2 separate regions of the Homo sapiens genome follow, and region 2 is linked to region 1. Evidence: read pairs that join two places in POLR2A ChIA-PET (ENCODE). Cell type or tissue: Caco-2. All regions are shown on one strand. Links, peaks and the distances in the headings refer to the core of each region. The heading gives the core; the rest is flanking DNA. Region 1 overlaps DENND1C (DENN domain containing 1C). Region 2 holds the start of LOC124904623 (a long non-coding RNA gene).

The links. Peaks named below come from ENCODE experiments on the same cell type or tissue, not always from the same donor. Only the 100,000 strongest peaks of a DNase experiment are listed, where the experiment ranks them.
Region 2: POLR2A ChIA-PET joins it to region 1 with 7 read pairs; 4 of 35 experiments call an interaction of 5 or more read pairs at or near these places.

What each region holds. Positions count from the first base shown.
Region 1 is chr19:6,470,753-6,476,121 of GRCh38, forward strand. DENND1C (DENN domain containing 1C) reads right to left here. Exons shown (of 23, transcript NM_024898.4): 11 at 5,085-5,185; 12 at 4,954-4,999; 13 at 4,732-4,833; 14 at 4,522-4,647; 15 at 2,137-2,241; 16 at 654-744; 17 at 513-553. Among named protein-coding and RNA genes, the nearest start is that of DENND1C, 8.4 kb to the right of the region's middle. RefSeq lists an enhancer at 4,843-5,369. In Caco-2, for the core only: no CTCF peak of the experiment used is centred there; DNase peaks (open chromatin) are centred at 2,119, 3,079, 4,729 and 5,059; H3K4me3 peaks cover 907 bases.
Region 2 is chr19:6,744,681-6,750,049 of GRCh38, forward strand. It overlaps TRIP10 (thyroid hormone receptor interactor 10), which reads left to right. Exons shown (of 15, transcript NM_001288962.2): 8 at 1-20; 9 at 120-314; 10 at 1,349-1,516; 11 at 1,772-1,881; 12 at 5,254-5,369. LOC124904623 (a long non-coding RNA gene) reads right to left here and starts at 3,907. Exons shown (of 2, transcript XR_007067109.1): 1 at 3,771-3,907; 2 at 3,484-3,676. RefSeq lists an enhancer at 1,063-1,563. In Caco-2, for the core only: no CTCF peak of the experiment used is centred there; no DNase peak of the experiment used is centred there.

The DNA.
Region 1 (5,369 bases), core at 96-5,095:
CTGGGACTACAGGCGCCTGCCACCACACCCGGCTAATTTTTGTATTTTTAGTAGAGAGAGAGTTTCACCATGTTGGCCAGGATGGTCTCGATCTCCTGACCTTGTGATCCGCCCGCCTCAGCCTCAAACTCCTGACCTCAGGCAATTCGCCTGCCTCAGCCTCCCAAAGTGCTGGGATTACAGGCATGAGCCACCGTGCCCAGGCAACAAAGTGGTTTTTGAGACAGGGTCTTGCTCTGTCACCCAGGCTGGAGTGCAGTGGCATGATCTCGGCTCACTACAACCTCCACCTCCTGGGGCTCAAGCCATCCTTCCACCTTAGCCTCCCGAGTAGCTGGGACTACAGCTACACCTAGCGAATTTTTTTTTTTTCAGTAGAGATGGGGTTTCGTCACGTTGCCCTAACCGGTCTCAAACTTCTGGTCGCAGCAATCCTTCTATCTCCACCTCCTAATGTGTTGGGATTACAGGCCTAAGCCAACGCCCACGGCCTATTGTTCTGGTGGTCTTACCTTTAGATTGTCGGCCCAGAGCTGATAGGATCGAAGGGCCCCTGGGGTAAGGAGAGAGTGTGGTGGTCACCGAAGGCTGGCTGAGGCTGGGGGTGCTGGTGGCGGGTAGTGGGGGACCCAGGGGCTGGACTCAGGGCTCACCTGAGGAGGCCCCGCAGCCAGTGATCTCCTGCTCGAATTGATCTGAGAAGCCCTCCCCCTTGTTGAGCTTCTCCAGCCGGGCTTCGATGAACTGGGGTGGGGGACAGTAAATCAGAAACAGCAGGAGACACATCTGAATGCCAGCACTTCGAAGCCTGCCTGCTGTCAAGATGTAGAAGCCATCTCTGGCCTCCAACCTGCCCACCCCCAAGCACCTGGGAAACTGGAGCCCACTTTATTTTTTATTTTTATTTTTTGAGATGGAGTTGCTCTGGCACCCAGGCTGGAGTGCAGTGGCGTGATCTCGGCTCGCTGCAACCTCCGCTTCCCGGGTTTAAGTGATTCTCCTGCCTCAGCCTCCCAAGTAGCTGGGATTACAGGCATGCACCACCATGCCCAGCTAACTTTTATATTGTTTGTAGAGACAGGGTTTCCCCATGTTGGCCAGGCTGGTTTCGAACTCCTGACCTCAGGTGATCCGTCTGCCTTGGGCTCCCAAAATGCTGGGATTACAGGCGTAAGCCACTGTCCCCGGCCCGGAGCCCACTTTAGAAACCAGAGATCCTACCTTCTCCTCCCTCCCCGAGTCAGGACCTGTCCCCAGGGACCAAGCCCTGCCCCTTTCAGGGACCCAGAAATTGATTTCTGCCCCCTCTAGAACTACCCACCCGCTCTCATTGAATCAAGAGTAGGTGGACCCCATCTTTAGGGATCTTGTGGTCCAAGCTACCTTCTCCCAGGGGCCTAGAAGTCCAGCCCTATGTGCCACCCCGCCCCCCCACCCATATCCCTAGGACTCAGGAAATCCTGGGATTTCACAGTCAGGACCCATCCCCTCTGGAGTCCAGCTTGGACCGCCACCCCAGTCCCAGAAAGACACCTGCTTAGGGACCTGCGAATTTGGTCCCACCCTGATTTCCCTCAGGGACCTAGGAGTAGGTCTTGTCCCCCAGGAACCCAGGAGTTGGGGGCTCCCATGTTTTTGTTTTGTTTTGTTTTGTTTGAGACGGAGTCTCGCTCTATTATCCAGGCTGGAGTGCAGTGGTGTGATCTCAGCTCACTGCAACGTCTGCCTCCCGGGTTCAAACGATTCTCCTGCCTCAGCCTCCTGAGTAGCTGGGATTATAGGCGCACGCCACCACGCCCAGCTAATTTTCGTATTTTTAGTAGAGATGGGGTTTCACCATATTGGTAGGGCTGGTCTTGAACTCCTGAACTCGTGATCCGCCTGCCTCGGCCTCCCAAAGTGCTGGGATTACAGGCATGAGCCACTGTGCCCAGCCGGGGGCTCCCATCTTTAGGAATCCAGGAGTTCAGTCCTTCCCCACTTGGGAACCCTGGAGTAGGGGATCCTGCTGGACTGTCTCCAGCTATACCCTCAGGGACCCAGGAGTCTGCCCTCAACCCTGCCAGTTCAGACAAGCCCTCGGGGACTCAGCAGTCCACCTCCAGTCCCAGCTGGACCCTCAGGGCTCTGGCATACCTGTTTGAACAGCTGCAGGTGCACAGCCCGCCGGTGGAAGGCCTGCAGAGGTGCCCCAGGCTTCTGGGCCAAGAAGACTTCCTCACTGAAGGTCACTGGCTGGCCCTGGAAGAAGCGTTGGAGTTCTGAGCTCCCTGGGGTGCTCCTGGCCCTCCCTCATTCTACTATATATTTATGTAGCAAACATTGATTAGGCACTTGCTGTGTGTCTGATCCTGTGTGGGGCCTCATGGATGGCAGGGAGGACTTAAGCTGTTTTTTGTTTGTTTGTTTGTTTTGTTTTTTGAGACGGAGTCTCGCTCTGTCGCCAGGCTGGAATGCAGTGGCGTGATCTCAGCTCACTGCAACCTCTGCCTCCAGGGTTCAAGCGATTCTCCTGCCTCAGCCTCTTGAGTAGCTGGGACTACAGGCACGTGCCACCATGTCCAGCTAATTTTTGTATTTTTAGTAGAGACTGGGTTTCACCATGTTGGCCAGGTTGGTCTCCATCTCTTGACCTCGTGATCCACCCACCTCGGCCTCCCAAAGTGCTGGGATTACAGGTGTGAGCCACCGCGCCCAGCCCTGGTTTTTTTTTTTTTTTTTTTCATTTCTTTTTTTGAGTCAGGGTCTCACTCTGTCACCCGTGCTGGAGTGCAGTGGTGTGATCTTGGTTCACTGCAACCTCTGCCTCCTGAGCTCAAGCGATCCTCCCACCTCAGCCTCTCAAGTAGCTGGGACCACAGGTGCACGCCACTGCGCCCAGCTAATTTTTGTAGTTTTTGTAGAGACAGGGTCTCACTGTGTTTCCCAGGCTGGTCCAAACTCCTGGGCTCAAGCAATCCACACACCTTGGCCTCTCAAAAGTGTGAGTCACCGACCCGGCTGATTTAAGCATTTATCTCGAGTAAGGTGGAAGCCCGGGAGGGGTGTGGGCGGGGGGGTGGGGGGAGGGAAATGATCTGACTCGGGTGTTCACAGGTGACCTCTGGCCACTGCAGGGAGGACAGACTCTGGGAGATAAAGCAGAGGGCTGCTTGCAGGAGGCCGGGCGCGGTGGATCACACCTGTAATTTCAGCACTCTGGGAAGAGGAGATGGATGGATCACCTGAGGTCTGGAGTTTGAGACCAGCCTGGCTAACATGGTGAAACCCCATCTGTACTAAAAATACAAAAAATTAGCCATTGTGGTGGTGCATGCCTGTAATCCCAGCTATTCAGGAGGCTGAGGCAGGAGAATTGCTTGAACCCAGGAGGTGGAGGTTGCAGTGAGCCGAGATTGTGCCACTGCACTCCAGCCTGGGCAAGAGAGCAAGACTCTGTCTCAAGAGAAAAAAAAAAAAAAAAGAAGAAGAAGAAGACTGCTTGCGGGGGAGTCCCAGTTTTTGGGAGAGATCAGTGCATTAATTTTAGGCAAACAATGAGAGGGTCCAGGCCAGGGTGGAGACAGAGGAAGTGGGTGGTCTGTGTGCAGATTCAGGATGCAGAGATGACAAAAACGTCAGATGCTCAAGTGATACTAGAACCCCCCAATGATTTTACAGATTGGTTGTGAAAAACAGGGGAGGGGGCTTCAGAGATCAAGGCCCCGGCTTCAACATTCACCCACTGTGGGACTTCTCCAAAGCCTTGGTTTCCTCATATGGAAAATGGGACTATCACAGTATCCATCTCAAAATGTTATGAGCATTAAATGAGATAATAGCAGTGGTAGGAGCTAGCATTTATTGAGTGCTTGCTGTATGTCAGGTACGATTCAAAGTGCTGGGAAAATGCTGATTCACTGATTCTAATATCCTTTTGGGTGGCACTATTGGGGTCCCATTTTACAGAGGGGCAAACAGAGGCACAAAGTAAGCACTCCATTAATGCTACCTATCATTATTATTTTTTAATTAAAAAAATATATAGAGACGGTGGCCGGGCATGGTGGCTCACACTTGTAATCCCAGAACTTTAGGAGCCTGATGCGGGCAGATCACCTGAGGTCAGGAGTTCGAGACCAGCCTGGCCAACATGGAGAAACCCCGTTTTTACTAAAACTACAAAAATTAGCTGGGCATGGTGGTGCGCACCTGCAGTCCCAGCTACTTGGGAGTCTGAGGCAGGAGAATCGCTTGAACCCGGGAGGCACTCCAGCCTGGGGAACAGAGTGAAACTCTGTCTCAAAAACAAACAAACAAACAAACAAACAAACAACAACAACAACAAACGGGAGGGGTCTCACTGTGTTGCCCAGGCTGGTCTTGAACTTCTGGGCTCAAGCAATTCTCCCATCTCGGCATCCCAAAGTGTTGGGATTACAGGCGTGAGCCACTGCGTCCGGCCATCTACTGTACCTATCGTTACATTGCGATTCATTCAGGAACCCACGAGACCTCTCCCGCAGCGTCCCCGCTGCTCACCGGGCTGCAGACGAGTGCGTCGCGGTACCCCCCGAAGAGCAGGGCCTGGGCTTTGAGGAAGAGACGGGACACCCCTTCCCCGGGGGCCAGGGCGACCTTCCTGAGCCGGAGCCTCAGCAGGGACACCTGAAGCACAAGGGAGTGGCCCTGAGTGGGCAGGTGTGGGCCCCTCGCCTCCCGGGGCAGGAAGGTGGGAGGGGCGACACTGACCACGTCTGGAGGCAGCGCCTGCACGTCGTTAAAGGTCGTCTCCAAGGTATTGGCGTCCACGTTCAGCACCACGACGTCCTCCAGGGCTTTTTCTCGTACTCTCTGCGGAAAAGCGGGGTCGGCCGCTCAGAGCCCGGGAGTCCTTGGCAGAGGAGGGCATCTGGGGATGTAGAGGAAGGGGGAACCCTCACGTCCCCGTCGTCTGGGTAGATCCACGCTCACCTCGGCGAGACTGGCGTGCACTCCAATGAGGTAGGGCATGGGCGCGCTGCGGACCGAGGGGACGGGGTCATGCAGGCACCGCCCCCAGGGCCTGCCCACAGGCCCTGCCCCTCCCAGCTGCCCTCGCTCACCAGCAGTAGTCCAGCAGGTGTGGGGGCAGCGTGGGGATCAGCACGTGCTCCCAGCGCATGGGGTACAGGAGCGCGCAGGACGCGTGGACGCACGAGGTCAGCTGGGGAGCGATGGCGGGGCGTGGAGTCAGGGCCTGGACCCTCTAGCGCGAGGTCTCTTCCAGCTGCATTTCCCACGTCCCCAGTCTCCTGTTCCCCCTCCCCATCCACTGCTGGATAATGAGTGACAACTCGAACCCCTTTAGAAATCATGTGGAGACCAGGAATTTGGCCACTTACAGTGCT
Region 2 (5,369 bases), core at 186-5,185, 270 kb after region 1:
ATGCTGTGGATCCCAAGAACGTGGGTGCCTGGTCTGGGTCCACTGGGCTACGGGAAGGGCAGAGGGAGGTACCCATAGGCTAGGCACTCGACTGCTCATCCACTGTCCCCCTCCCCCAGGACTCCCACGTCCTTATAGAGCTGCACAAGTCAGGTTTTGCCCGCCCGGGCGACGTGGAATTCGAGGACTTCAGCCAGCCCATGAACCGTGCACCCTCCGACAGCAGTCTGGGCACCCCCTCGGATGGACGGCCTGAACTCCGAGGCCCGGGTCGCAGCCGCACCAAGCGCTGGCCTTTTGGCAAGAAGAACAAGGTGGGGGCCGGGACCCTTGGGATGGTGGGGGAGAAGGACAGTGAAGTGGGGACAGTGGGGCCCCTATTGAGTCAGCCCCAGCCGCCTGAACGCCGAGTCTCGGGCAGGAATTTTCCTCTTGGCTGCCAGCCCGGACTGGAGGGAAGGAAGGCGGCCGATTGGCCTGGGAGTCCCCCGAGGCGAAGGCGGGGGCAGGGTGGGGAGGTGGGGAGGTCCGTGGCGTTTGTCTGCTGCTTCTCGGGATGCTGGGAGAAAACCTGCTGGTGGAATTCAGGGCTGGCCTGAGGGCTGGTGACACCATCCCTGGGGACTCCCCGAGTTTCTCTCTCCATCCTGCTGATGGGACTCTGGGAGCCGCCCTGCATGTCTTGCTTTCTTGGGTTTTTGGATTTTAATATACCTTAGCACCCTTGGTTTATACCTTTGATTTATACTTTGGGTCCCTCTTCACTTACACTCTCATACCTCTCCTTGACTTAACACCTGTGATCCCCGAGCTTAAACTTCTGATGCCCCTAACCCCTCTCATTTTCCTGCCTTCCACTCCCTCTCGGCTTGTGGTTTTATTTTTGTTTATTTATTTTTGTCCTCTGTGGCCTCTTACCTGTCTGAGACCTTGATTCCTGCATGCGTCTTCTAGACTGTCAGCCCAGAAAGCTAAGTGGACAGAGAGACATGGGCCTCCCTGCCTCCTGGACCCATGCTTGCTCCCGGACATAACATTCCAGAGACCTAGGAGATACCGGGGGAGTGAGAGTTCTGGCTTTCGGGCTTACAGTTCAACATCCTCCCCGCCACCTTCCAGATTTTTTTGTGTCGCTCCTGCATGCGTTTTCTCTGTGTGGTTGTGCATCTTGAGTTGTGGTTTTCTTACCGTTTTTTTTCTTTCTCCATTTTGTTTTTCCTTTTTCCTTTTTTTGCGTCCATCCGTCCATCCGTGCGTCCATCCCTCCGTCCATTCGTCCTCACTCTCTACATCCTCCTATGCCCCCCCACCCCTTCAACCTATCCCCCTCCCCGGCCCCCGCCGGTAGCCTCGCCCCCCACCCCTCTCCCCCCTGGGGGGCCCCGTACCCTCGGCATTGCCTAACGGACCCCCGTCCCCCCGCTCCGGCCGTGACCCCTTGGCCATACTGAGCGAGATCAGTAAGTCGGTCAAACCGAGGCTAGCATCCTTCCGCAGCCTTCGAGGCAGCCGTGGGGTAAGTGAGGCCTCGGGGCAGGAGGAGGTGGTGGCCCTAGCCTGCCCAGCGGCGGGTGGCGGGACCCTGGGCTCGCTTCCTGCCGCTGGCTGGGCCCCTCTTCCCTGGTTGCCCAACCCAGACCTGCTTTGCTCTGTGCATGGCTTCGCTGTCAAGAACCATGGCTGGGGAAGGGAGTGAAATATCTCAGACGGGTGCAGAGTCTGGCAGGCTAGACTCCTTGATCCCAAATTCAGCCCTCTACCCACCTTGCAGACAGTGGTGACCGAGGATTTTAGCCACTTGCCCCCAGAGCAGCAGCGAAAACGGCTTCAACAGCAGTTGGAAGAACGCAGTCGTGAACTTCAGAAGGAGGTTGACCAGAGGTAAGGTGGTGGGGTAGGGAAGGACAGGCAAGGAACATGATAAAATAGTAAATGAACTTCACTTATTTGTTTATTATTTTATTTTATTTATTTTATTATATTTTATTTTGTGACAGGGTCTTAGTCTGTCGTCCAGGCTGGAGTGCAGTGCTGTGATCTTAGCTCACTGCAATCGCCACATCCCAGGTTCAAGCAATTCTTGTGCCTCAGCCTGCCGATTAGCTAGGACCACAGGCATGCACCAGCTAATTTTTATATTTTTAGTAGAGGCGGGGTTTCCCCATATTAGCCAGGCTGTCTTGAACTCCTGGCCTCAGTTGATCTGCCTGCCTCAGCCTCCCATAGTGCTGGGATTATAGGCATGAGCCACTGCCCGGGTCTGTAAATGAATGACATTTAAATGGTACTCAAAGATCTCCCCAATAATCCCAAGGCCCCGACGGTTTTACAGGTGATTCCTACCACACTTAGTTACTTCTTGGCCAGGTGCAGTGGCCTGTGCCTGCAATCCCAGCATTTTGGGAGGTTGAGGCAGGAGGATCATCTGAGCCTAGGAGTTTGAGACCTGCCTGGGCAACAGAGTGAGACCCCATTTCTAGCAAAAATAAAAAAATTAGCTGGGTGTGGTGGTTTGTGTCTGTAGTCCCAGCCACTTGGGAGGCTGAGGTGGGAGGATGGCTTAAGCCTGGGAAATGGAGACTACAGTGAGCTGTGACTGCACCACTTGCACTTCAGCCTGGGTGTCAGAGTGAGACCCTGTCTCAAAAAGAAAAAAAGAAACAGTTACTTCTTGTCTTATACAAGTCATTCCAGCAAACAGAAAAAGTGTGAAAGCTGTCAACCTCTTTAGGCTGAAGAATCCTGATTCCCAAATCTGTGGCCAAGAATTCAATAAGATAAAATTAAGGGCTCATTTTACCTTATTTATGATCATAGAGGCAAAATCCTAGCCAAGCAAATCCAGTGTTTAAAAAATAATACATCACTTTGGGAGGCCAAGGAGGGCAGATCACGTGAGGTCAGGAGTTCGAGACCAGCCTGACCAACATGGTGAAACCCCGTCTCTACTAAAAATACAAAAACTAGCTGGGCATTGTGGCACGCGCCTGTAATTCCAGCTACTCGGGAGGCTGAGGTGGGAGAATCGCTTGAACCTGGGAGGCGGAGGTTGCAGTGAGTCAAGACTGCACCACTGCACTCCAGCCTGGGTAACACAGCGAGTCTCTACCTCAAATAATAATAATAATAATAATAATACATTAGCCGAGCACAGTGGCTCATGCCTATAAGCCCAGCACTTTGGGAGGCTGGGTAGAAGGATCACTCACTTGAGCCTAGGAGTTCAAGGCCAGCCTGGGCAACGTAGTAAAACCCCATCTCTTAGAAGAAGAAGAAGAAAAACCCAAGTAAATTTTTTTAAAAACTAAAAAAAAAAAAATCCACCATTGGTTGGGTTTTATCCCAATAATGCAAAGATAGTTCAATATCAAAAAATGTATCCATCTAGTTCACCACATTAATTGGCTAAAAGAAAAGCAGCATATGGTTATCTATTTAATAGCTCAAACACTTAAAATATTGACAATAAAAAAATCTGGCAGATTAAAAAAAAAATCTTTACTCACTCTTTCCAGGCAACAAAATCCTCTTCCCAGTTCTGTTACATAATAGGAATGATGTTTGCCACTTGCAAACAGGCAGCCAAATTATATTTTGCCATTTGCATGTAACCTCTTGGACAGAATGGCTTTTATTGGTGTAAAGTTCCATTCAGAACTCTCTAGTTCCTGAGTTTCTACGGTGGAGGGGTTAAGGGTGCATGTTCTAGAGTCACGACAAACTGGACTTGATTTCCAGCTTCATCTCAGGACTTGGGCAGCCTGTTTTACCTTTTAATTCCTCAGTTTCTTCATCTGTAAAGTGGATCAGGTATTAGAACTGGAATGAAGTTGGCAGGGTGCAGTGGTTTATGCCTGTAATCCAAGCACTTTGGGAGGCCGAGGCAGGCAGATGGCTTGAGACCGAGTTTGAGACCAGCTTGGCCAACATATGGAAATCCTGTCTCTACTAAAAATATAAAAATTAGCCAGGCGTGGTGGCGTGTGCCTGTAGTCCCAGCTACTCCAGAGGCTGAGGCACGAGAATCACTTGATCCCGGGAGGCACAGGTTGCTGTGAGCCGAGATTGCGCCACTGCATTCCAGCCTGGGCGACAGAGTGAGACTGTGTCTCAAAAAAAGATAAAAAATAACTGGAAGGAAGTTGAGCTCAGATCTGGTCTTTTCCAAAGGTCCATTATAGTCGTGACTACCTGTATATATAGACATAGGGGAGACAGGGATGAGAAACTGATGATAATGATAACAGTATTTATTAGTCACTTACTGCATTCTAGGCACTATTCGAAACAGTGTACATGGATTTATTCGAATTTTCAAGGTTTCCTGAGAGATTGTATGCAGACTTAAGATCTGTCTTGTTTAGTGTTATATTTATCTTTATTTATTTTTTCCCCTGCCCCCCCTTCTTTTTTTATTTTTTAAAAATTATTTTGATTTTTTACTAGAGACAAAGTCTCACACCATTGCCCAGGCTGGTCTTGAACTCCTGGCCTCAAGTGATCCTTCCACCTCAGCCTCCCAAAATAATGCTGGGATTACAGATGTGAGCCACCACGGCCAGCCCAGTGTTATATTTCTGATGCTTGGAATAGGACCTGTATGCAGTAGGTACTCAATATGTATATGAGTAATAGTGAGGACTTACTAGGTATCAGGCATTGTATTAATCCTCACAGTGACCCACATGAGATATTAGGATCATTATCTCCATTTCCAAAATAAGCAAACAGCAGTGGGGGTTCAATGATTTAAGCCAAGCTCACACAGCTAGGAAATATTCAAACTGAGATTCGAACCCAGGCAGTCGGGCACTAGTATTTGCATCCTTAACCATTGTCCTGCCTTGCTATTTGCTCCTTGATGCAAAACCCCTGTTTTTTGCTTGTTAAATCACATGGAGCCCGGTGCTGTGGCTCATGCCTGTAATCCCAGCACTTTGGGAGGCTGAGCCAGGAGGATCCCTTGAACTCAGCCTGGGCAACATAGCCAGACCCCATCTCTACTAAAAATTTTTGAAAAATCAGGCGAGTGTGGTGATGCGGGTCTATAGTCCCAGTTACTCAGGAGGCTGAGGCAGGAGTATCACTTGAGCCCGGGAGGTTAAGGTTGCAGTGAGCCATGATTGCACCACTGCACACCAGCCTGGGGAAAGAGTCAGAATGAGACCCTGACTCAAACAAAACAAAACAACAGCAACAAAAAAACTCACACGGAAGTATGTTTTCCTGTCTATCCTGTCTCCCTTGTCATAGGGAAGCCCTAAAGAAAATGAAGGATGTCTATGAGAAGACACCTCAGATGGGGGACCCCGCCAGCTTGGAGCCCCAGATCGCTGAAACCCTGAGCAACATTGAACGGCTGAAATTGG